Linked DNA regions of Homo sapiens: all the other regions are linked to region 2. Evidence: chromatin loops called from intact Hi-C (ENCODE). Cell type or tissue: dorsolateral prefrontal cortex. All regions are shown on one strand.

Region 1 (8,000 bases), 780 kb before region 2:
CCTGAGTGGCTGATTTCCACCTGATACTTTTAATAGCTGTGCTGATCACTATCGAAGAGTTTTAAAATGGTGCAGAGAGAGCCAAACACAGGAGCATTTTTTATCAGTCCTTTCAGACACAGCCCTGGCAGAAAAGGCAGAATTGACAGCAGGCTCTGAACTCCCACTGGTGGGCCTGGGTCCCACTGCCTCCCTCTACAAACCAGAACCAGGTGAGACCTATGGGTCTGCACAGCACTGACAAATTCCCCCAGTGAGCTAGTCCTGGCAGAAGAGGTGTGCCCGGGGCATCACGGTTCTCTCAGAAGCCTGATCTGTGCTGTATGCCAGCCATTGTTTACCCTCCCGGCCTGCCTTTCTGTCAACACTTATATTTTGCACAATGTTTCTTTGTTTGCTTTGGGTTGAGAAACTGTATTTTTTTCTTATTCACAATAGCCAAGATAGGGAAACAACCCAAATGTCCATCAACAGATGAATAGATAAAGAAAATGTGACAAATACATACAATGGAATATTATTCAGCCTTAAAAAAGAAGGAAATCCTGCCAATTGCAACAGCATGAGGAACCAAGAGGGTTTTATACTAAGTGAAAAAAGCCAGACACGGAACGACAAATACTGCATGATTCCACTTAAATGGGTATCTAAAATAGTCAGACTCATAGAAGCAGAGAATAGAAGGGCAGTTTCCAGGGGCTGGGGGAAGGGGAAATGGAGAAATGTTGCTCAATGGGTATAAAGTTTAGTTATGCGAGATGAGTAAGTTCTGGAGATGTGCTGTACAACATGGTGCCTGTAGATAACGATACAGAATTGCACCCTTTAAAATATGTTGAGAGGATAGATCTCATGTTTAGTGTTCCTACTACCAAAAAAACAAACCAAAACACAAAAGAACACAAGGAAATTTTTGGAGGCGATAGAGATGTTTAGTACCTAAATTTTGGTGATGGTATCACAGGTGTATGCATATGTCCAAACTCATCAAGATGTACTCTTTATATGTATGTGATTTTTTTGTGTATCTATTATACCTCAGTAAAGCTTTATAAATGATCAAAACAAAACTGTGTTCCCCCCACACACACCACCCCAATACAAACACAGAAGAGCTAGGCAAAAGGAAACTCTATAATGGCAGGGAACTGCTCTGATCCTGCCTGGTGGGCCACCTGCTTTGTGGAAGTTTTCACATCTAGTGTTCATTATTCTTTCTTCTGAGACTGTCTTCCTAGCCCCTCCCCTCCTCCCCCTCAGCCACACCCCCATCAGCCAGAGCTGCTCAGTCAGTCCTCGAGGAGGGCCATACATGTGTTCAGGGCTCCCAGCACTTCCTGCCACATAGCAGGTCCTCTGTGGATGTTGGGTTCCTTGTCTTTTCTTTTCTTTCTTGGGTTCACCTTGCAAAGGAGAACCAGTCAAAGACTCAGTCAAGTTACTTCAAGGAAAACAGATTTTCTCCATGAGAAAGACACTAATGGGGAAGGAAACAGAAACCCACGGCATCTGAGGCAGCAACCTTCTCTGTACCCTCTCCCAACGGCCCCAAGGTCTCCCACTCGAGTTTCTCTCCTCCCTCGGCCCAGCTTCTCCATCAGTTCTGCTCACACTTGGTGAGGGAGGGTGGGCATGGAGAAGGCCATGGCCTCTCCTCCTGGGAGCATTTTGAGACCAGGCCAGGCCACAGCTAAGGTGCAGATCAGCAGGGAGGCAGAGAGGGAGGCGTGTGCTAAGATGACTGGAACTGAGATGGCACCTGTCCTTTCTTCCTGAGATGTGGAGGCCCGCAGAGAGAAGAGCTGAGAACAGAATTACTGGCCTCTCCAAGGATAAGCCAGCCCTTCTTTCTCAGAGTAGAGCAGTTACTAACCACCGAGGGGTTAGACAACTGCTTTTGATCTCCCCAGGGCTCAGAAGGGCACAAAAGGCCCCCCACAGTCCAGGAAACTCATGTTAGGGGTTGGGACCCCTTAACACTAATGTCAGAGATGCTAAGAAGGTATCATGGAGGAAGCACTACCACCCCAAGGACGAGGCAGCAAAGGGGTGCATTTGGAATGATTAAAACTTAGAGACAGGAGCACCTTGTGGGGCTGGAACCAGACATCTGGTGAGGTGGGGGGTGCCTGCCGGCTGGTGTTGGCCTCTGAATTAGGGGTGAAGTTAGTTCTACAAGTGTTAGAAAGATTGTAAACTGAATTTAGCTGCTGCTATGGTAAGGAACTGCTGCTGCCGGGGTGAAGAAGTACTACCGGAGCCGCTTACAAGAACAGAAGTAAACAAGAAAAAGAGGGCTTCCCTCCAGCTTTCCAGTGTCCTTCTAGCACCCCCTACTGGCTGAATCCGATAGGAAGCAGCTGCCAAAGCCAAAAGTGGTTTGCCAAGTCCCAGCCCTACCATCAAAGAAGAGAGAATAGAAGAAGGACTAGAGTGACCAGGAGCTGAAGCCTGAGCCTGCTCTCATGCACACATGTGTGCACGCACACTTGCCTATGCTCACAGGTATACACCTACACATGGACCACAAGCGCCCTCTCCACAGATTTGATTGTGGGTCCTACGCTTTGGGTGTCACGCAAAGTCAGCAAACCTCAAGGCCTTGACTACAGAGACTTTTCTGATTCTGAAACTCCGGCCTCAAACATCACCCATCATCGTCCCATCCCCAAACAGCCACCAGTTTGAGTCCTTTCTGTAAAAAGGAAGCTCAGAGTTCTCCATCTCTGGAGAGATACCTGGGCTTTCAGGGAGAAAATGTCAACAGCAGCCACCCCATGTCTCCTGGAGGGGACTCCAGTAGAGGCCCAGGGAAAAGCAAGCTCTGCACCAAACTGCCCAGTGTGTAGTGAACACAACAGAGCTCATTTACCAACAGGAGGCACACACTAAACACATTCTTCTGGTCTCTGCTTAATCCCAGCTCATTCTGTCTTATTAGGTCCCTCTGCTCTCCTATTGTTTTCCACCACTGTGCATTGCTGTGTCGTTCAGAGCATGTGTCACAGTGTGCTTTTTTTTTTTCCAAAATGTGCTGTCTGTCTATCTCCTCCTCTAGATTGCCAACTCACAAGAGTGGGGCCATGCCAGCTTCTTCCACCCCTGCAGACTCAGGGCCTGGCACATCATAAGTCTCAAGTGTTTGTCAAATGAATCTATTAAAAAATAGAAAATGGCTCTAGAGGCATTGAGATAAATGGACAGGTGATGGATCTGTAGATTGGGGTGTATGCGACATAACGAACTCTGAGGAATGTTGTGGAAGGCAATTGCTCTCCTGTCCTACAAACCATCTCCAGATAAAGAGGACAGCAGGCAGGATGACTGCTCTGCCATCATGGTGTTTCTGCTGTGCTTGTGACTCTGTTCAGCCCTGTACATCCATGGAGATTAGGGCCTGAACCCAGGCTTCTCCCCTCATCCCAACTTCACCTCTGCTTCTTGGAAGGCATGGGGCTCATTGAGTGTTATAGCTGGTGGGACCCTATAGATTACAAAGGTGGCTCCACATCACCATCACCTGGGGAACATTTAAAAACATCAGTGTCTGGACACTACCACTAGTTTCCGATTCTTTGAGTTCCACAGTTCAGTGTAGCATAGTGGATGCCCAGAAACATGAACTCAAGTCCTAACTCTGCCACATACTGTATGATCTTGGCCAAGTTACTTGACTTCTCTCTGCCTCGATTTCTGGAGATGACAGCAGTATCAATCTCACAGGCTTGTTGTGAGGATCAAAGTCAACAATGTATGTGAAGCTCTTGGTGCAATGTCTGGCTCAGAGTAAATACTGAATAAAATGTAGCTATTATTGAAATTATTATCTCACAGCTACTTAGCGGCTGGCGTGGGATGAGCCTCCTGATCCTGGATCCAGTGTTCTTTCCAACACGTCACTCTGAATGTGCACACAGCCTGAGGTCAGACTCGGCAAGGCAAACATATAGTTGCTCTCCCTGGGACCCTTTAATTAAACCGTATGGAACAGAGAACTGCCCCTGAGAACCAACAGCAGATCTGACCCCTGGGAAGCAGAGAGCTGGAGAACACAGGAGTTCGGCAGTGCAGCTTTCAGGTCCTTTGGGAAGCCATTTGGCTGCTTCTGTTAGCATTTCATTATGGAAATACTGGGAACCAAAAATAGAAGTTCTTGAGGGAGCTTAATCCTCTGGGCTTTACAAAACAGCTGCTGGAGAGTTCCCGGAATTGACCACCAGGGGGCACTGTCGTCCCATGCAGGCAGCTGCTGGTGGGTCGGACCAGGACAGAAGTGTCCAAGAAAAAACCAACACCCTTCAGCAAGCTCCTACCCCAAGCCTGCCTTGCTGGGGACTCTGTGGCTGGGATCCCTGTGGATCTCCACAGCTCCTGGTCCTAGAGAAACCACTTTGCAACTCAGCCCACTGCTCTCCTCTTTGGGGACCCTTAAGAGCAGAGCAGGTTCCTGCATTTATTTTAATCGATCCTTCCTCCCACCTCACCCCAAAACCAGGACCTAGGGCAGTGCTGGACATATAATAAGCAAGAAATATGCATCTCCTTTGTTGATTAATGGATATGTGAAATCAGGTGCAATTGTTAAATTGTGGGACGTATCAAATAACAAAATTTCAATAAATTGAGCTGTAAAGGTCTAGTTTGCCTTTATTAGCAATTCATGAACTGGGCAGTATCCAGTCTACAAAATAAAAAGGAACTCCCATGAGCTGAGCTAAGGGCTGAGCTTATAGGCAGAAAAGGCTGAAGAAAGCCAAAACAAGAAATAAGATGCAGATTGGCCGTTTCAAAGTTACTTTCCTTATTGAGGATCTTGTTAGCCTAATGGGATATGACTATCAACTCTCTCCTGATTTCTCAGAAGCTCAGATCCAAGTAAACAGCTTCGTTTTTGGTTTCGTGGTGCGGAACCTTAGTGTGAGTGACTCCATTTTGGATGGGTCTGTTGGACCCTAATGCAGGAGGTCAGTCCAAATAATGGCCTCCCATACATTTTGTTTAACAGAAGGAAACTGCTTGATCTTTGAAGGAATGGCAGAGAGAGTGCAGTGGTGTGAATCAGACAGAGGTTATGAGTGACAGTTAAGGGGAGGGTCATGGATAAACGGGAAAGGGGAAGAAGTGAGAGGGCTCAGGCAGGAAGGCAACAGATGTATTTCAGGGATCCTGAGTAGTAAGAGATTCCTCAATGTGGAGGCCAAATCCAGAAATATGGGGGAGATTAGACAAGGGAGTCCCAGCCACAGCTCACATGGCCTCCAGGTGGGCATCACCGGCCACCACAGCCACTATGACCTCTCCTATCTTTGGGGTGGCTTGCAGCTGCCACCAGCAGGCTCTGAGCTCCCACAGGTGGGCCTGGGTCCCACGACCTCCCTCTGGGTGATGCCATGGGGCTTAGTACCCTGAGCCTGTATCACACATCCTTAGTCCGAGAGAGCCTCTCTCAAATGACAGCAGGTCTTGTTCACCACAGAATTCTGTGAAGACTAGAGCACAAGAAATACTTGTTAACTAAAGGATTAAACTATGTGTTAAAAAAAAAAAAAAAAAAAAAAAGCAAAACAAGGCCAGGTGTAGTGGCACATGCCTACAATCCCAGCACTTTGGCAGGCCGAGGCAGGAGGATTACTTGAGATCAGGAGTTCAAGACCACCCTGGCCAACATAGTGAAACTCTGTCTTTACTAAAAGTAAAAAAATTAGCCGGGTGTGGTGGCAGGTGCCTGTAATCCCAGCTACTTGGGAGGCTGAGGCAGGAGAATCACTTGAACCCAGGAGGCAGAGGTTGCAGTTTGCACCATTGCACTCCAGCCTGGGAGACAGAGAGACAGACAGACACACACATACACACACACACACACACAGAAGTAGAGTCTCTCTCCACAGGACCTCCAGGTACCTTCCCTGGCTATGATTTTAGAGTCTCTGCCACCAGCTCGGCATGCCACATCCTAATTCCAATGGCCCTGGGGTGGAGCTCCCTGGAAGGCTCGATCTTGAAGCACAACAGGGCAGAATGGAAAGTGGCCAGGCTGGAAGGAAGACTTGCCTTGGAATCTCAGCTCCAGCACCTCTCAGTTGTCAGAGGTGTAGTTTCCCTTGCAAGTTACTTATGCTTCCTAAGACCCAACCAAATGTTAGTACCACCTTGAAGAGAATAAATTAAGCCGCAAACATGGCATGCCAGCACCTGGCTCATGCTAGCCCAGTGCCGCTATTGCAATGACCATCAGCACCGACTTGGACAAGAGGCAGGGGCAGGGGCAGTGAGGCAGGAAGTAGGCTTCAGCTGGGAGAGGCAAGGACAGGGTAGAGGTAACTGCAGCCAAGGGGGCGGGGGGACAGCAGGGGAGCAAAAGCCTGGCTCACACACAGGGAAAAGACAGCAGCAGCCTGGCTGATCAGGCTACTCTGAAATAGCTGCACCCACCAGCCACCCACTGGAGACCTTAGGCTTCCGCTCCCTGACACCTCAGGGTCACACTCGCTCCAGGTTCTGCCTCCAGCCCCGCTTAGTGTCTCAGCTGCTGGATTTTCCCTCTCTCAGGATCTCCTAGAGCCTGGCTTCCTGTGGACGGTTTGCAGCCAGCTTGGCAATGCCTTCCCAGCACCCTCCCAGCCCGTGCTCCCAACTGTCACCCCAAGGGTTTAGCATGCAGAAGCCCCATGCCCTCTAATCATCCCAGAGAGGAGGTAGTGGTGACAAGATCTGAGCCTTGGGCAGCACCTACACTAAACTTTGGTGGAGGGGTAAACTTGCAAGAGCTAGGCCATGAGCCCGGCTGGAGGGCAGGGAAGCTGAAGACCTGGGCAGAGACCAAACTGTCGTGAAGGGGCTTGGTCAGCCCAGCACAAGGGGTCCACACATGCACACACGATATTAGACCCTGGCAGCAAGGCTGAGTCTCCCGCTGGCAGCTTCTGAAGTCCTCTGACTACCCAGATAAGGCACTGGACAGGGCAGGGCAGCCAGAAGAGGCCCTTGGTGACCCTACAGAGAGGGCGCAGGGGCAGCAGCCCAGGGACTGACGGGGCGGATGGTCTGGGCTGATGGGGCAGCTCCTCCAGCCCATTATTTTCCTTTGGGCTTCAGAGCAGGTGGTCTCCAGGAAGCCATGAGACTAGGAGAGGCAGCTCAGAGGGCACGCTGGCCAGCCAAGATTTGGAGAGTGAGCAGTGAGGGCGGCGTTTGTTTTCCTCCCAGCCTCGAGGCTTTCCTGGACCGCCCACCCTAGTTACCATTTGCTGTGGTGGTTGCCAGGGGAACCACTTACTATTTTTATACATTCCCCAGATGATGAAGCTGCAGAAATGCTCAGGCGAAGTTGGTCCAGGAGTAATCCTGGAAGCGATGCCCAGGCAGGCTCTGCTGGAAACTTGGCTGGAGGGTGGGGAGCCGCTCTGATGCTTCAGGAATCAGATGCACACCCCTGAGTAAGGGGTGAAAGAGGGCTGCAAGGAAGGCATGTGCCCTGGGTGAGGGAGCACCAATCCATCGCCTCATTCATTCATTCACCACGTGTCCATTTGCCAATGCATTCATTTTTATCTCACATCAAAGGTGCTGGGCTTGTGCTACGTGATACAGTTGTGAATGGGGCAAGTGCGTCCCCGCCTGGTGGGGAGGAAAACACAAAGTAAATACAATTACAGTTCAGTGAGATCTGATACCGCAGGGGCAAGTCAGGTACTGTGTGCCCACCTTGGCAGGGAGAGGTCTGAGAAAGCTTCCTTGAGGAAGTAATATCTAAGCCAAGATAGGGTTTTACATGCAATGTGGGCAAGTAGGAAGAACATTCCAGGCAGAAGAACAACAGCATGTGCAAAGGCCCAGGGGAGACTGTGAATACCGCACCTTCTGGAACAAAAGTCACTTCACTTCTGGAGTCAGGACTAGGGCCCAACCCAGTGGGAAGTGGAAAGCTGTAGAGACCCAAACCATCAGGGGGTTGGGGGTGAGACAAACTGCACCACAGTGGTACACCCAGAACACCAGCT
Region 2 (8,000 bases):
CTTGGACACCAGACTAGATTGAGGACTAGCTAAAACAGAGCCGGGGTGAAAGCAGCTTTGAATCAGACATGCCCACCACTGAGACATGTCAATTTACTGTAGCCATGGCAACACCTGGGCATTACCACCCCTTTCCATGGTAATGACCCAATGACCCAAAAGTGCCTACCCCTCCCCTAGAAATCTCTGCATAAACTGCCCCTTAATCTGCATGCAGTTAAAAGTGGGCATAAATATGACTGCAAAACTGCCCTGAGCCGCTACTCCCTGCCTAAGTTAGCCCTCCTCCGCAGGAGCAGTCATGGAGTTGTAACACTGCTTCTTCAATAAAGCTTTCTTCTACCTCTGGCTTGCCCTTGAATTCTTTCCTGGGCAAAGCCAGGAACCCAGCAGGCTACGCTCCACTTTCGACCTTGCCTGCCCTGTATCACTGACTTCCTTCTGAACCCTCCTCACACTAAGCAGATGCTCAGCCACCTGTCGCCTTTTCCCCACTCCCTTAGCCCTTCCCAAGGTCTGGGCTGGGTTGCATTCAGATTGGTGTGATCACCACTTTCATGGTGGCACAGCTTGCTTGGGGAACTCACCGATGGCGGATAAGGGGAAGGCGTGAGTTGTGACATGTCCTATAAGGTACTATGTCATGAGCATGGAATATGAAATCAGCTGCAGGCTGATGCCATGTGGGTGGTGCCCTCCTATGTCGGGGTGGGAGGCCTCCTGGGCAGGATTCTTTTTCTCCTGGGGCACAGGAACAAGGTGCAAACAGGCAGGAGGGCAGGTCCCACAGCTGCTCTGGAAGGCTGACCAGGCTGTCCACACACACTCTATCAACCCCCCTCACTATCTTGTCCCACTGTAACTTCTGCTGGCTGGCTTCAGCCCCACTCAACTTGCAAATGCTCTTAGGGAGGTTGCTATACTCTCCAAATGACCAAACGAGTGTTTACAACTCTGCCCTTACCTTATTTGCTCTTTCTGCAACATCTGGCATCATGGACCACTTCTGCATTCTGGAAACCATTTCTTCTATGGGAACCTGTGTGACAATTTTTTCCATATTCTCTCCTACTCCCCTGGATGCTTCCCTTGGTCTCCTTCACTGAGTTTTCTTCCTCTGCTTGCACAGAATAACCTCCAGGGTTCCTTCCTTTCTCCCTTCCTGCTCTGCCACTCTTGGGGCATATTCATCTTCAAACGTGGCTTCTGTTATCACCTCCCAGCTCTCTGTCTCTGGCCTAGACCAATCTGTTGAGACCTTGTATCCAACTGCGTGTTGGCCAGCTAGCTCCTCATAGGCCTTTGGGGCTCAACATGAACTCAGTATCAGCTTTACCCAAGCTGCTCCTGCCCCAGCATTTCCTCCTGTGGTGAACTACGCTACCATCCATCTGGTCACTCAAGCCAGGAATTTCCCTCCGTTTACCTTATGTACAGTTGATCACCATGTCTCATCTAACCCACCTTCCAGGCATTTCTGGACTCCCCTCTTCATTCCCACAGCCATTGCCTCAGTTTAGCCAGTGTCATTTCCCCAGGGTTGCTGCGATAGCTTCCCACGCTGTATTCCTATGCCCTGCATTCACTCTTTACCAGAGAAGTCTTTCTACAGCACACATCTAGTAGTGCTCGTCTGCTCAAAGCTTCCACTGTGAGTCCATCACCTTCAGTAGACTTCCTCAACTCTTGGGTCTTCCTGCTCACCTGTCCATCCACCTGTCTTACAGGTAACGAACCACAGGTACCCTTTGGTCCACCAACCCAACCTGCAGCTCACAGCAGGCCTCCATGCTTTTACCCACAGTTTCCCTTCTCCTAATTCCAACTGCTCCTTTAGATGGGATTCAAGTGTCACCTCCCCAGGAACATTTGCCCTGACCCCCATGCCCTGCCATCTTTATCAGAATCTGGGTCCTCCTCTTTGCATTTTAGGCAAAGCTCTTTCAGAGCAATTATCATACTACATAGAGAGAGCTGATTTACACAGCAGTTCCAGTGAAGTTTTGGTGAGAGGGGATGGAATCACAACATTTAGAGCAGGAAGGGTTCAACAACTTCATTTTACAGAGCCCAGAGAAGGGATGTTGAAAAGCTAATGCAGACATAGCTACTTAACAAAAATTGTCATTCGGGGTCAGACCAATGACTAAACAGCCCAGTGTTCCAGTGAGGTGAAATGGATTCCCTCGGTCACATAACTCATTAAGACAGAACTAGGCCAGACACGGTGACTCACGCCTGTAATCCTAGCACTTTGGGAGGCCAAGGCAGGAGGATCACCTGAGGTCAGGAGTTCAAGATCAGTCTTGCCAACATGGTGAAACCCCACCTCTACTAAAAATACAAAAATTAGCCGGGCATGGTGGCGGGTAACTGTAATCCCAGCTACTCGGGAGACTGAAGCAGGAGGATTGCTTGAACCCAGAAGACGGAGGCTGCAGTGAGCCAAGATGGCACCCCTGCACTCCAGCCTGGGTGACAGAGTGAGCAAACAAACCAACAAACACACAAAGAAGACAGAACTAGAAGAGCCTGGGAACCTGGAGCTCAAGCTCACTGCTCCTACCATCACTGTGCTGCCCCCGATGGAAAAGGTAGGCGTGTCCTCTAAAACCTCCTAAGTCCCTTAGAAACACATTATGGTCCTGTGCAAGGTGGTTCAGGCTGCTATAATAAAATACTTTAGACTGGGTAATTTATGAATAACAGAAACTTATCGCTTGCAGTTCTGGAGGCTGGAAAGTCCAAGGTCAACGTGCCAGCAGATTCAGTGTCTGATGAGAGCCCGTTTCTCATAGATGGCATGCTCTATGTGTCCTCACATCATGGTAGGGCAAACACATGGCAAACAAACTCCCTGGGGCCTTTTGTATTAATATAAGGGCACTAATCACTCCCCCAGAGGCTCCACCTCTTAATACCATTACCTTGGGGGTTAGGTTTCAACATACGAATTTAGGGAGGTCACAAGCATTCAGACTCTAGCAGGCCTCACCGTCCATAATTAGTTTTAACATTTGTCTTATCACATTTAGGTGATGAATATTCTTAGAGATAACAAATATCCTGAATTTACAAGTAACAGGAAAAAACATGGAAAATTATGAATGTCTGTCTTTGTCTGAAAGTTTATCCTTATATTGAAAAGAAATGTTTTTCCCTAATTTGTACCCTTGGGTATAAATTCAAAACTATTGCCTTTTAAAATGTGATGGAGCTCTTAACTAAACACTGTTTGGTTTCAAAGATAACTTTCTTCTCATCATATCCTCCAGCTGCCTGCCATTTAGCTGAAGCTGTCTCTCAGTCTACATCTTGTCCTGTTTATCTCACGTGGTATGTGGCTGTTAAGAACAGTCTGCCTAACACCTCATTCTTTGTTCTAGAACGTGGTTATTTGTTGAGCATATAGTATGTCATGCATCTTTTTTTTAAAAGCATCTCTTAGCTTCTGATTGTTATAAACAAAGAATCTCTCCTTTTTTCTTTCTAGAAATCTTTTTTAATCACTCGAAAGAATTGCCATAATCCCTGACTTCAAATTGCTTCAAGTAATTGTGGAGATAAGACTTATACACAAATGTCTTGTCTGATTTTAAATTCTACACATGCAAATCTGGGGATTTCCTGTAGGGACAGGCGGAGTAGTGCTGCCGCGCAGGCGCCAGCTCCTCGTTTATTATGCAGTGATGTACAGCCCTCTAGTGGGTCTTTAATGCAACATAAAAAAACGAAGCTGAGGGCAATGAAATATGGCTTTGTTCATTCATCCATTCATTTGATGTACAAGTGCTGGGTTCCTGCTTTGTTCCAGGCACATTTTAGGTGCTGGGAATACTGCAGTAAATCAAACAAACAGCAACAAAATCAGATACATTAGTTACTGGAGACTAAGAAGATGGAGAGGAGAACAAATTTGGGATGAAGATCAGGAACTTGATTTTTGGCACATTAAGTCTGGGATGCTCATTAATCTTCAAGTAGCTTCTTTTAAACATTAATTAGGTGCCGGATGCAGTGGCTCACACCTGTAATCCCAGTACTTTGGGAGGCCGAGGCGGGTGGTTCACTTGAGGTCAGGAGTTTGAGACCAGCCTGGTCAATATGGTGAAACCCTGTCTCTACTAAAAATACAAAAATTAGCCAGGCATGGTGGCCTGCACCTATAGTGCCAACTACTCGGGAGGCTGAGGCAGGAGAATCTGTTGAACTCGCGAGGCGGAGGTTGCAGTGAGCCGAGATGGCGCCACTGCACTCCAGCCTGGGTGACAGAGTGAGACTCTATCACAAAAAAAAAAAAAAAAAAAGAAAAAGAAAATTAAAATTAAAATTAATCAGGCCAGGCGTGGTGGCTCACGCCTGAAATCTCAGCATTTTGGGAGGCTGAGAGGCTTGAGCCCGGGAGTTCAAGATAAGCCTAGGCAACTTAGTGAGACCTCATCCCTACAAAAAGTTAAAACAATTGGCTAGGCATGGTGATGTGCACCGGTGATCCCAGCTAACTCAGGAGGCTGAAGTGGGAGGATTGCTTTAAGCCCAGGAGGTTGAGACTGCAGTGAGCTGTGATCGTGCCACTGCACTCCAGCCTGGGCCATAGAGTGATACCCTGTCTCAAAAAATAATAATAATAGCAATCAGTGTCTCTATGGACATGTACAGAGTGCCTGTGGGAGAAAATGCAAGTGCAAATACTCTCTTATTTGAGATTTCACCAAATTTAAATGAAAACTGACAACATGAGCACAGTTAGCAAGAAAAGTGTGAAGACAGTGAATTAGACCATGGGTGTGGGGAGAGTGGTTATCGAGAAGTTCAAGGGTTGGCCCCACTCTTATAGAGTTGCTCATCTTCTTTCTCTGTTTAAATGGAATCATCTCAGTTCTTCGTTTGTTTTCTTCTTAATTCTTGCCACAATTTGTCACAGTGGAGTTTCTCTGTGTACTTAGGTTACATCCATCTCTTCCACCTACAGGACTATATGTCTGTCCTATTCACTGTGGTATCCTCAGCATCTGGCACCTGACTCAGCCTCTATTTATACTTGTTGGAGGATGAATTTTCCATTTAATAAGGCAGAGAAGATACATGCACATGAGAAGCTAGTAATATGGCCTAGTATAATTCTAAATGAGTAAAAACACAGTTGATTACTCTTAAGAGTAATTAGAAGATAGATCATAGTGGGTTGAAGTCAATCAGGAAAAATTTCAGAGAAGAAATTGGGCATGAGCTGAGACTTAAAGAATGGATGGAATATGAAGGAAAAAGGAAAGAAGTTATAGGGGAAAGGATGTTCCCTGTAACCTGTCCCTGTTTGACTCCCACATGCTTCTCATCTCCCAGTGTCTCTTTCTATTCTGGTGTCTAGTGGTCTCTGCTGGGCTGTCCTGCCCTCACTCATGATGCGGGCTAACTCTGGCCAACCTTTAGGGTTTGTCATGTGAGTGATTCCTATGCTACCCTTTTTTTTTTTCTTTTTTTTGAGACGGAGTCTTGCTCTGTCGCCCAGGCTGGAGTGCAGTGGCGCGATCTCGGCTCACTGCAAGCTCCGCCTCCCGGGTTCACGCCATTCTCCTGCCTCAGCCTCCCCAGTAACTGGGACTGCAGGCGCCTGCCACCACACCCAGCTAATTTTTTTGTATTTTTAGTAGAGGCTGGGTTTCACCATGTTAGCCAGGATGGTCTCGATCTCCTGACCTCATGATCCGCCCACCTTGGCCTCCCAAAGTGCTGGGATTACAGGCTTGAGCCACCGTGCCCGGACTTTTTTTTTTTTTTTTTTTTTTTTTTTTTTTTTGAGACAGGGTCTCGGTCTGTTGAGCAGGCTGGAGTGTGGTAGTGCAATCTTGGCTCACTGCAACCTCTGCCTCCCAAGTTCAAGCGATTCTCCTGCCTCAGCCACCCAAGTAGCTGGGACTACAGACGTGCCACCACACCCAGCTATTTTTGTATTTTTAGTAAAGGCAGGGTTTCACCATACTGGCCACACCCAGCTAATTTTTGTATTTTTAGTAGAGGCGGGGTTTCACCTTATTGGCCACGCTGGTCTTGAACTCCTGACCTCAGGTGATCCGCCTGCCTCGGCCTCCCAAAAGGCTGGGATTACAGGCATGAGACACCACACCCAGCCTCCTGTGCTACTCTTTATTATTGTCTTTGGGGCTCCACTGTCTTTTTTTAAATGAAAAGCCAGCATGTCAATACCTATCATACCTGGGCCATAGCAAGTGCTCAATAAATACTTGTTAAATGAGCATATGTGCGTAGGAGCCACATTCCATACTCTTGGGATGGCTCCTTTCCAGATATTTCGTCTCTGCCTAGAGCTGGGGCATTTGGCAATTGAGTACTTGAGGGCCCACTCAAAATCCTTGCATAATTATTAATAAGGGGCTTTCGCAGATTTTTATTTAACGAAGCTTTATTGCATGCCTTCTCTATTACAGGACTTATGCTGGCTATAAGCAGTTCGGAGTTCAGCTACTGTGAGAGCCATGTAAACAAATAATGATAAGTTTTGATTTATGTATAAAGTGGTCTATGAACACTGTAGATGGAGGATTGACTGTCCAAGTACGCCAGAGAGGCTTCTCAGATTACAGGAGAAAAAGTTGGAATTGAATCTTGAAGGACACGTTATGTCCTCTGGGCAGACATGACTGGAGTGGATAAGGGAGTGGGTTGGACAGTATTCTGGACAAATGCAATCACAGGTGCAAAGATGGTGGTGGTGGTGAGGAACTGAGAAAGTGTGCGTTTAGAGCAAAAGCAGAAGTGGCCAGAGAGAAGGTGCAGGACTGGATTTGGGGCAGGATAACCAAACGGCTCATTTTTTTTTTTTTTTTTTTCTTGAGACGGAGTCTCACTCTGTCGCCTAGGCTGGAGTGCAGTGGTGTGATCTCCACTCACTGCAACCTCTGCCACCTGGGTTCAAGCGATTCTTCTGCCTCAGCCTCCCGAGTAGCTGGGATTACAGGTGCCTGCCATTGTGTCTAATTTTTGTATTTTTAGTAGAGACGGGGTTCACCATGTTGGCCGGGCTGATCTTGAACTCCTGACCTCGTAATCCACCCGCCTTGACCTCCCAACGTGCTGGGATTACAGGTGTGAGCCACCGTGCCCGGCCAGGGCTCTGTCTTATACAGTTTCATGTTGCTATAATAGGATGCCACAGACTGGACAATTTATAAACAATAGTTTATTTGGCTCACGGTTCTGGAAGCTAGGAAGTCCAAGATCAAGGGGTAGCATCTGGCAGCAGCCTTTTCTCTGGGTCATAAAATAGCAGAAGGCATCACATGGTAAGAGAAACAGCAAGGGAAAGCCAAACTCATTTTTATAACCAACCGACTCTCAAGATAACCCACTCCTGTGATTACGTTAATCCATTCGTGAGGGGTAGCCCTCATAACCCAATCAATTTAAAGGTCTCACCTCTTAACACTTTTGCATTAAGAATAGTTTCCAACACATGAACTTTGGGGGATACATTCAAACCACAGCAAGCTCTATGGATACCAATCTGTAAGAGGCACAAAAATAAAAAAATGATGCTAATTAACACAGCCACTTGCAGTGCCTTACATAACTTTTGAAACCTAAATTGGTCCTATTCCCCTGAGGTAAGACAGTGCCCTTGAATGTTAATTTAAAAATTCTCCTGGTTGGCAATTCCAATTATCTTATGTTATATTCAGGGCATGTAATAAGTCCCTTATTTTTACATAAAGAGCTTTTAAATTCTTATTAATAGAAAATCAGGTGTCTTTTAATCCTTTGCTGAACAGATATTTAAAGAAAACTGGCCTGTTCATGCATTTCCAAATTATTAGCTTTCTGGTAATTTACATATTCCTCTAACAAGCCCTGGATGGAGGCCTCTAAGTCCTCCTTCCCTGGTAAACATGGGGCTGTTCATTTGGCTGGGTAAGCTGAGAACGTTGGTGTGTGGGTGCGTAAAAGAGAATCTGTGTTCAATGAAGTATTGTCGATAGGGTTAA
Region 3 (8,000 bases), 260 kb before region 2:
AGATAGTTATAGAAATAGACACAAATCTTCTTGGAAGGCTGAGAAGTTTGCCTAACTTCAGTAATAGATCTGGCTGAAGGCGGCCTGATCTCTTTACCTTTAAACAAATTAAAATAGTAATAAAGAAAGGCAGAGTAGTTTACCTGGCTAGCTTGTTTACTCATATAAAGACTAACCTTTGATGTACCGTGAGTGCTTAAGTGCCTTTTACTCAGAAGTCCACAATGTCAATTTCCCTCTAATGGTGTTGACTCAAGCTTTTGTTAATTAATCTTACTGAATAAATGCGAGTCTGACTAGCTGATCAGGGCCTAGTTGCAACTGTTTACAGGACTCAGCAGGAGCCTGTAAGCGGCTGGGACCCTCAGCTGGACTGGCAGAGCAGAATATCTGTGTGTCAGCATACTTTATTTATCCGTTGCTGAATCGGGTCTGCAAGAACAGACCTCCCGCAGCTAGTGCCCCCGTGAAAGGAGCGCTGCCTCACTGTGGTGACTTACGAGGCCACTGAGACGGGAGTAGACTGAGGAAGGGATAGTAGACCAAGCAGGAATGGTTCTGGTTCACCTGAAGTTAAAAGTGTTCTTATGATACTTTCAGTTTTCTTCTATTAGACTGGGTAATCTTTAAAATATCTTTGAACGCTTAAATTCTGATTTTATGACCACTTTCATTAAGGCTCAAAATATTCTCTGTGGTGTTTCTGTACCTCTGCAGTCATGCTGGGATTTTCAAAACTCAGTTAAATGTGTGAGGCAGATTTGAGAAATAAGATATTTTATTAGAGTTTCAGGATTCCCCGACTATATAGTCCTCTTTCATCTGAATTCGACCAAGTTTCCACCACTGCTTACTCTGAGGACCAATGGCCATAGAGACAAGCCACCTAATGAAAGAATGAGCCAGCTCAAAGCCAAAGTCCTGCAAAATGCTCGGGCTTCTTTACCATACTGTTTATCATACTTTGCCATGTGATAGTTACTCTATATTTTAGTATCTAATATAATTGTTTAATAATATACTGATAGTTCTGAGCGCTGTAGAAATGTGGAATTTGCCTATTGCTTGGCCTCGAGGACTGTGGATTTTCTCATTTCTGTCACTTATATTTTATTGAATATACTTCACAATAAAGTAAAAATCTGTAATGAATGATTTAGTATGTATGCACAGTTCCTGGATGTGATGCCTAGTTCTTGATTGGTATGTACCTTTGTAATAATCTATATGGGCATTTGTAGTTTTATACTGAATGTACCACTTGTTGATGAAATTTGAAAATTTATTTTTATTTGATTTAGTTTCTTTTTTCCCCCAGCACACAGCATGCCTCTGCAATGCCATCATTGCTTTGCTGAAAGTTCCCCTTTCTTTCCAGAGATATTTTTTCCAGAAACTACAGTCTACCAGCATCAAGGTAATACAGGAAGAATACTAAGGTTAATATAGGTTTTAAAACCAGGTGTCTTCTGAAGATTATGTAGGACATAGCTACACTTCAGTGTGTTACCTTTGGTTTATTGGTTTTTTTGTTTTGTTTTGTTTTTTGAGACAGAGTCTCGCCCTGTCGCCTGGGCTGGAGTACAGTGGTGTGATTTTGGCTCACCGCAACCTCCGGGTTCAAGCGATTCTCCTGCCTCAGCCTCCCAAGGAACTGGGATTACAGGCATCCACCACCTCACGCAGCTGATTTTTTTATTTTTGGTAAAGATGGGGTTTCACCATGTTGGCTAGGCTGGTCAGGAACTCCTGACCTCAAGTGATCCACCCACCTCTGCCTCCCAAAGTGCTGGGATTACAGGCATGAGCCACTGTGCCTGGCTTACCTTTGGTTTTGATAAAACCTAGTTGTAAGCCATTTCTCTCCTTTATCAAGTGGTTTGGTGAAAGAAATGAATTTGGGAGTTAAACTCTCTCCCTTTTTAATTGTCAGTGCCAAATTCTATGAGACAGGCATTTGGGTAACTGGAGCTCTGTTGTTTGTCTCTCACCTCCAGGAATAAATTAGTGATTTATCACAGTAGCCTGCAAGGATCTTGAGCTGAGTCTATTCAGACCCAACTTATAGACCCAACTTAGAATGAATCAGATCCAGTAAACTGTCACCAGTTCTTCTTCCAAAGTACTTCTGCCTTTCAGTAACATGTTTTGAGGGGCTAACCAGTGAGTAGAATTAGTATTTTGAAATATTTAAGCCACTCACAATTCAAAAGCTATTTTTGATTCAGAAAATGAAATTGTTGGAAAAGGGAGAAAATTGTCACTTCTAAGAGATCTCCTGGATTATCCCTGTTAGTTAATGTCTTCAGTAAACTTTTACATCCATGCAAATGTTTTGATTACAAATAACAGAGCATTCCATTTCAAAATGACTGGAATAATGAGGAAGATTTGACGATCTAGATAAGAAGTCCTAAAGTAGGATGTCTCCAGGGTTGATCAGTAGTTCAACAACATTATCAAAAAGACTCAAATTTCTTCCATCTTTTCATTTAGCAAGACTTGGGCTTTCTTTAATTGATGTGTTTGGGATTTTTAATACATTTTTGAAGAAAAACTAATGAGAGGTGAAAAATGTCATTTGATTCATTTGTAGATATTGACTTTTTTTATAGCACAGTGACTTCGTTGTGTAGATAATCCTGGAACTTTAAGTTCATTTACATTTGAATTTAGTTTATTTAAAATTACGTAAGACCAAAGAGACAGCTCTTAGGTAATGAAAATTTATATAATGCCTTTCCCTACTAGAAGTGGTTCATTGTCAAAGAAATGCCTCACCACAAAAATTGGGAGAATAGTGCCTTTGCTTTTTTCTAATTCTCTATTATCCTCAAATAGAACTGAGGTTTGGGATGAAAACCACAGTGATGTTTAGAAGGAGGCACTTTAAAGGTACATCTGTCTCGTTGTCCTGGCACAGTCAGGTCCTGTGGGGGTGGGGGAGTGCACAATCGAATTTGTTAACCTGTAACCAGTGATTAGCACAGACATGTTTGTCGGAAGGAAGCTTGCTCTTGGTTGTTGGCATTTATTTGAGTGTTGGCATTCCAGCTTGCTCTGTCACCATCGCCCCGGAATCCTGCAGAGCCCATTGCTGTCCAGAATAACCAGCAGCTGGCGCTAAAGGTAGAGGGAGTGGTTCAGCACGGATCTAAACCAGGACTCTTCCGCAAAATTCAGTCTGTCTGTCTGAATGTTTCTTCCACACTGCAGAGTAAATCTGGACAAGACTACAAGGTAATTTAGAAAAGAGGCAGAATTGTGATACAGGTTTTATATGAGCTCATTGATGGAAGTTTTCCAGTGTTTTTCATGGTTAAATAGATTGCAGTTATACCTCCAAAGGGATCAGATGGACATAAATTAAAAGCCCACATTGGGGCTGTAAGGGGTTGATAAACACTTCTTTTTCTCTCCCTGAACCAGTTGATAGAGACAAAGCATCCAGGCAAAGATCAAAATATGAGTTTTATTACTGTTGGAGCTGTGGGAAAACCTAACTCCAATGCCTGGCAGCAAGGCCTTTCTAACCGTAGACCCCTGAATTGGATTTTTTCACCCAGCCTCAGTCAGTACGTATGGGAGCCTGCCCCTATAAAATTTATGGCAGGGCACAGAGGACTCAGGTGCCCAAAGCAGAAGAGAAAGAGCAAGTGCTTACCTTCCCATGTCTGGTTCCTGCCCAGAAAGTCACCCATCAGCAAGACTCACCTCCTCCCTGCTAGGTCAGTAATATTAATCTAACGAAAGGTCTCTCTTACATCAGGAGGTCCCTTCAAACGTCAGAAGTTGGAAAATAAGTGTCTCCCTAACCCACCCAATCCCTCCCCACAAAAAATACACATCTATTTAGTTTTCTCCATTTTAAGTAAATTTTATCATTAAAAAAAGTATATAGCATTTCTATAAAATGATCAGATAAAGTAAAATCTTTTTTTAAGAGTGTAACCCTAGGGATTTGCTGCCTTGGGAACTCAGGATATAGGTAAGTAATAACCTGAATTAGGCTACATTGTTAGCCAGAGCTAAGATGCTGAATCTGTGCCCATGAAATGCCAGTGTTCGAGATAAAGAATGTTCCTTGCTTTAGACATTTATTTCCGATTCCCTGGTGGTTTATCCACAGTAAATGAAGCAAGGGACCAAGTCCACAGTTGTAGCAGCGAAGTTACTCAGATGCCCAGATTGGCTGTGTCCAGGTTTATTGTGGCATAGCATGGAAGGCAGGGTATCAGTGAAGGTATAAAAAGAGAGCATTTTATTATCTTTGGTGGTTTTAGGTTAAAAAGCCAAGGGAAGGTCTGGTTCTAAACTATTATTACTTTCTTAAGCCATTACTACTTTCTTAACTATGGCAAGTTCCTCTCACTTTGGCACTCTGTCCACTCTGACACGGCTGAGCCTTCATTCTCCTCTTTTCCTCTGTTTTGACTTCTGTGCCATACAGCATGGTACCTTATGTAGCCACTCAATAATTTGTGAATGATGAAAAAATTATTTACTATATTTAGAGTATAACTGTTAAAATTGGGTATCTGCTGTCACAGAAGGTTGTAATGAGAATTTACATAATTTATCCCTGTCTGCAACTCTCTCTTCACTTTGAATTTGAAACAGTAGTAACCATGATTCTCTTTGTTACTTGCATATAATTTCTACTGTTAAGAAAATAACATTCAAACCTAGAAGCTATGGTCTTCTGCTTGTTGACCTACCTCTCAAGAGGCATTGATTAAAGTCAGGAAGCTGATATAATAAGCCGAGTAATAACATGATTACTTTGCAGTGTTATTCACAGTGAGTTTGCAGCTTAAGATGCAGCCATCCATTCAGGGTGATCAGGTTCCCTAGGCCTATTTCTGGTCCTTTTAAGGAAGTTCTTTGGTTGGCATATTCTTTAGGGAAATAAAAACTGTACAAAGGCTAAATGTGAAAAAGTACCTGTACTATAAATAATTCTAAGACCTTGAATTGGTTGGTGACGTCAGTTCATTACTATTACAGGTAAATGTCTCTGGAAAAGTGACATGATAACTGCTCCTTGAGACACAAAGCTGCAGGGCACATTTATATAATTAATTACACCACAGAAACACGCACATAAACCTAGAGTAATTTGGTCAAATACACATTAAGATCACCTTTATTTGCATTCTCAGGATAAATCTGTCTCTTGACACGTTTCATCTTGGGTACAGGTAAGAGTACGTCAGCAGGTTTTATTCTGGTCTTTGAAGAACAAAGGCATGAGTGTCTGGCTAAATGAATGAGCCTATAAATCTGTGTTTTATAACATATTGTACTTCCAGTCTGAACAAAACAGTGCTTATTAAATGAGCAATGTACAAATGGTTCAGTTAATTTGTTAAAGGAGTAAGGAATCACTACATTAAGTAATAAAAATCAGACTAACTGTTGGGGGGGAACCTAACTTAAATTTGCTTAGTGTTTTGTTCTTTTTCAGTCTCTTAGGTTTTAAACTCTCTGGAACAGGTGATTTCATCCTATTTCTTCAGAATATCTCTTCACAGTCTAAAGGAAGATAGGGATTTAGAGATGGGGTTGAGTAAGCAAGGAAGAAAGGCCAGCATGTGAAGGGGCTGTCAACGGCTCTGGGAGCTCATTCTACTCAAGTAGAGTGAGGAGCATCACTTAGTAGTTCAGAGTGTAGGCCCTGGAGGTAGTCTGCCTGTGTTCAGATTCCTACTCCGTTCACTAATCATGTGACTTTGGAGACATTACTTAACCTGTCTGCCTTAGACTCCTCATCGGTGAAGCAAGGATGATAGCAGTACCTAATTTTTTATTGTCTGCATGGTCTAAATAAGCTCTTAGAACAGGGCCTAACTCATAGTAAGCACTGAAGAAATGTTAGCCATTGTTGTTAGTTAACAATTGTTTCATTGCAGATACCCATTGACAACATGACCAATGAGATGGAGCAAAGGGTTGAACCTCATAATGATTACTTCAGTACTCAATTTCTGTTGAACTTTGCTATCCTTGGAACACACAACATTACAGTGGAATCTTCTGTGAAAGATGCCAATGGTATAGTATGGAAGACTGGTCCCAGAACTACCATATTTGTAAAATCCCTGGAAGACCCTTATTCCCAGCAAATTCGCTTACAACAGCAGCAAGCCCAGCAGCCATTACAGCAGCAGCAGCAACGCAATGCCTACACACGGTTTTAACCATGGAATGAATGCACTGCAGACTCTCAAGAGATCAATCAAATTGCCAGAAACAGTTTGGTTTTTCATATGGAATAAGTATTAAAGTTACAGTGTAGTTCATTTATTCATTGATTTTTGTAATGTAATATTCTGGAAAAAATTTTGTTTTCTTAAAAATTTTGTCTGACAGCTGGGCGTGGTTGCTCACGCCTGTAATCCCAGCACTTTGGGAGGCTGAGGTGGGCGGCTCACGAGGAGATCAAGACCATCCTGGCTAACACAGTGAAACCCCGTCTCCACTAAAAAATACAAAAAAATTAGCCAAGCATGGTGGCAGGCGCCTGTAGTCCCAGCTACTTGGGAGGCTGAGGCAGGAGAATGGTGTGAACCTGGGAGGCGGAGCTTGCAGTGAGCCGAGACTGTGCTCCAGCCTGGGCGACAGAGCGAGACTCCGTCTCAAAAAAATAAATAAATACATTTTGTCTGAAAAATAACTGGGATCCTGGCCAGAAAGATTGTTCTTTCTTGTTTTATTATTAGTTTTTTCTGTTGCCAAGCTTTTTTTTCTTTCAAGAATAGTCACATGTTGAGATCACTGAATTGGTAAATTTGACCGCTACTCTTCCAAAATACATCATTTGCTGCCTGACTTAGACCTAGGATTCTGAGTTGTTCATTGGGAGGTTCTGACCAGTCACTACAAGGTTTATCCATGGTAGCAGAACCTGAGTCCTTCTGTAGATGGACTTGAAAGTGTTCCGTGCAACATCCAGCCTTCTGGATTATGAAAGCCCACAGTCTAACAGTATTGAAACATCCTGCTGTATTAGTTCAACCACATATTTATCTCTTCCTGTGCTAAAGCAGTCTTTATTATTTTCATATTTAATTGAAACAAAGAGCAGCTAGCAATTTCATAGAAAATTAATTTGTTTTTTCTGATGTGTCTGCAACTGTGTATAATACAGACATTTCACATTGTTTCCAAAAGTGAAGAACACTCATTTAATATCTTCAATGTTTTAAGTTAGAAGGGGTGGATCTTTTCCTTTGGTTGGTGATTGGTTTGGTTTATACTTGATGAGTTATGCTAGACTGATTGTTTAGAGAGAGCAGTCTCTTTATTACACAGGCTCAGTTTGTTGGGATGCTCAGGGAACAGAGTTTTCTGGTTAGCCAGAAAACCCCCTTTTTTCCTATTTTAATTCTGGTTGAAAACCATGATAAAATAGACTTTCTTAGCACAGTATGGTAGATATAACTTAACTGCTTTTTGATTGGGGATCATTTAGGGCTTCAGGATCACGATTTCTAAACATCAGGGATCATATGGTTGCAGATGCCGATGCTATAAGTAATTTGGCCGGATGCAGCTCCTAAGGTAAAGCAGGGTACTTTCCCTGGAATTTCCTTTTTAAATAAATATCTGTTTCTTTGCTTGTGTTTTGCCTTTTTCTCTTCAAAGTCAACATTAATTCAAAGGAGAATGGAGCTTAAGATAAAAAATAAAAAGGGGTTGTTGTTTTTTTTTTCTTTCTTGTCATGCGGCCTCTGGGACTGAGAAGTGATTTGCAACTTGGGTCTCTCCAAGATTGCTTGCCTTCATGAGCACAACCCATTGTACTGCTAACAGCCAGAACATTCTCATAAAATGTGTACAGATCTACAGTGTCCACGGTTGAATGACATCTCTTCAGATGCAGCCCAGTTGTATGAGGTTCACACAACCTACACAGTCATCTCAGCACCTGGGAACACGTGCTTAGGAAAAATTGCCAGAGCAGTGCAGAACCCCTTGTTCTTTTACCAGGTGTGGAA

What was found. Peaks named below come from ENCODE experiments on the same cell type or tissue, not always from the same donor. Only the 100,000 strongest peaks of a DNase experiment are listed, where the experiment ranks them.
Region 1: a loop joins it to region 2, with 4 times the contacts of the local background. A loop is called at or near these places in 55 of 110 quality-filtered maps.
Region 3: a loop joins it to region 2, with 2.7 times the contacts of the local background. A loop is called at or near these places in 51 of 110 quality-filtered maps.

The regions. Positions count from the first base shown.
Region 1 is chr1:212,452,281-212,460,280 of GRCh38, reverse strand. No RefSeq gene overlaps it. Among named protein-coding and RNA genes, the nearest start is that of LINC02771, 17 kb to the left of the region's middle. RefSeq lists enhancers at 6,501-6,670, 6,749-7,568. In dorsolateral prefrontal cortex, CTCF peaks have their summits at 2,343 (motif pointing left), 4,009 and 4,210 (motif pointing right); DNase peaks (open chromatin) are centred at 310, 2,327, 4,240 and 7,260; H3K4me3 peaks cover 354 bases; H3K27ac peaks cover 5,760 bases.
Region 2 is chr1:211,676,589-211,684,588 of GRCh38, reverse strand. It overlaps NEK2-DT (NEK2 divergent transcript), which reads right to left. Exons shown (of 4, transcript NR_148994.1): 2 at 7,435-7,522. Among named protein-coding and RNA genes, the nearest start is that of NEK2-DT, 4.8 kb to the right of the region's middle. In dorsolateral prefrontal cortex, CTCF peaks have their summits at 3,478 and 3,689 (motif pointing left); a DNase peak (open chromatin) is centred at 3,658; H3K27ac peaks cover 1,291 bases.
Region 3 is chr1:211,940,024-211,948,023 of GRCh38, reverse strand. INTS7 (integrator complex subunit 7) reads left to right here. Exons shown (of 20, transcript NM_015434.4): 18 at 1,319-1,417; 19 at 3,055-3,240; 20 at 5,913-7,621. The coding sequence ends at 6,200. Among named protein-coding and RNA genes, the nearest start is that of INTS7, 92 kb to the left of the region's middle. RefSeq lists an enhancer at 1-465. In dorsolateral prefrontal cortex, a CTCF peak has its summit at 3,090 (motif pointing right); no DNase peak of the experiment used is centred here.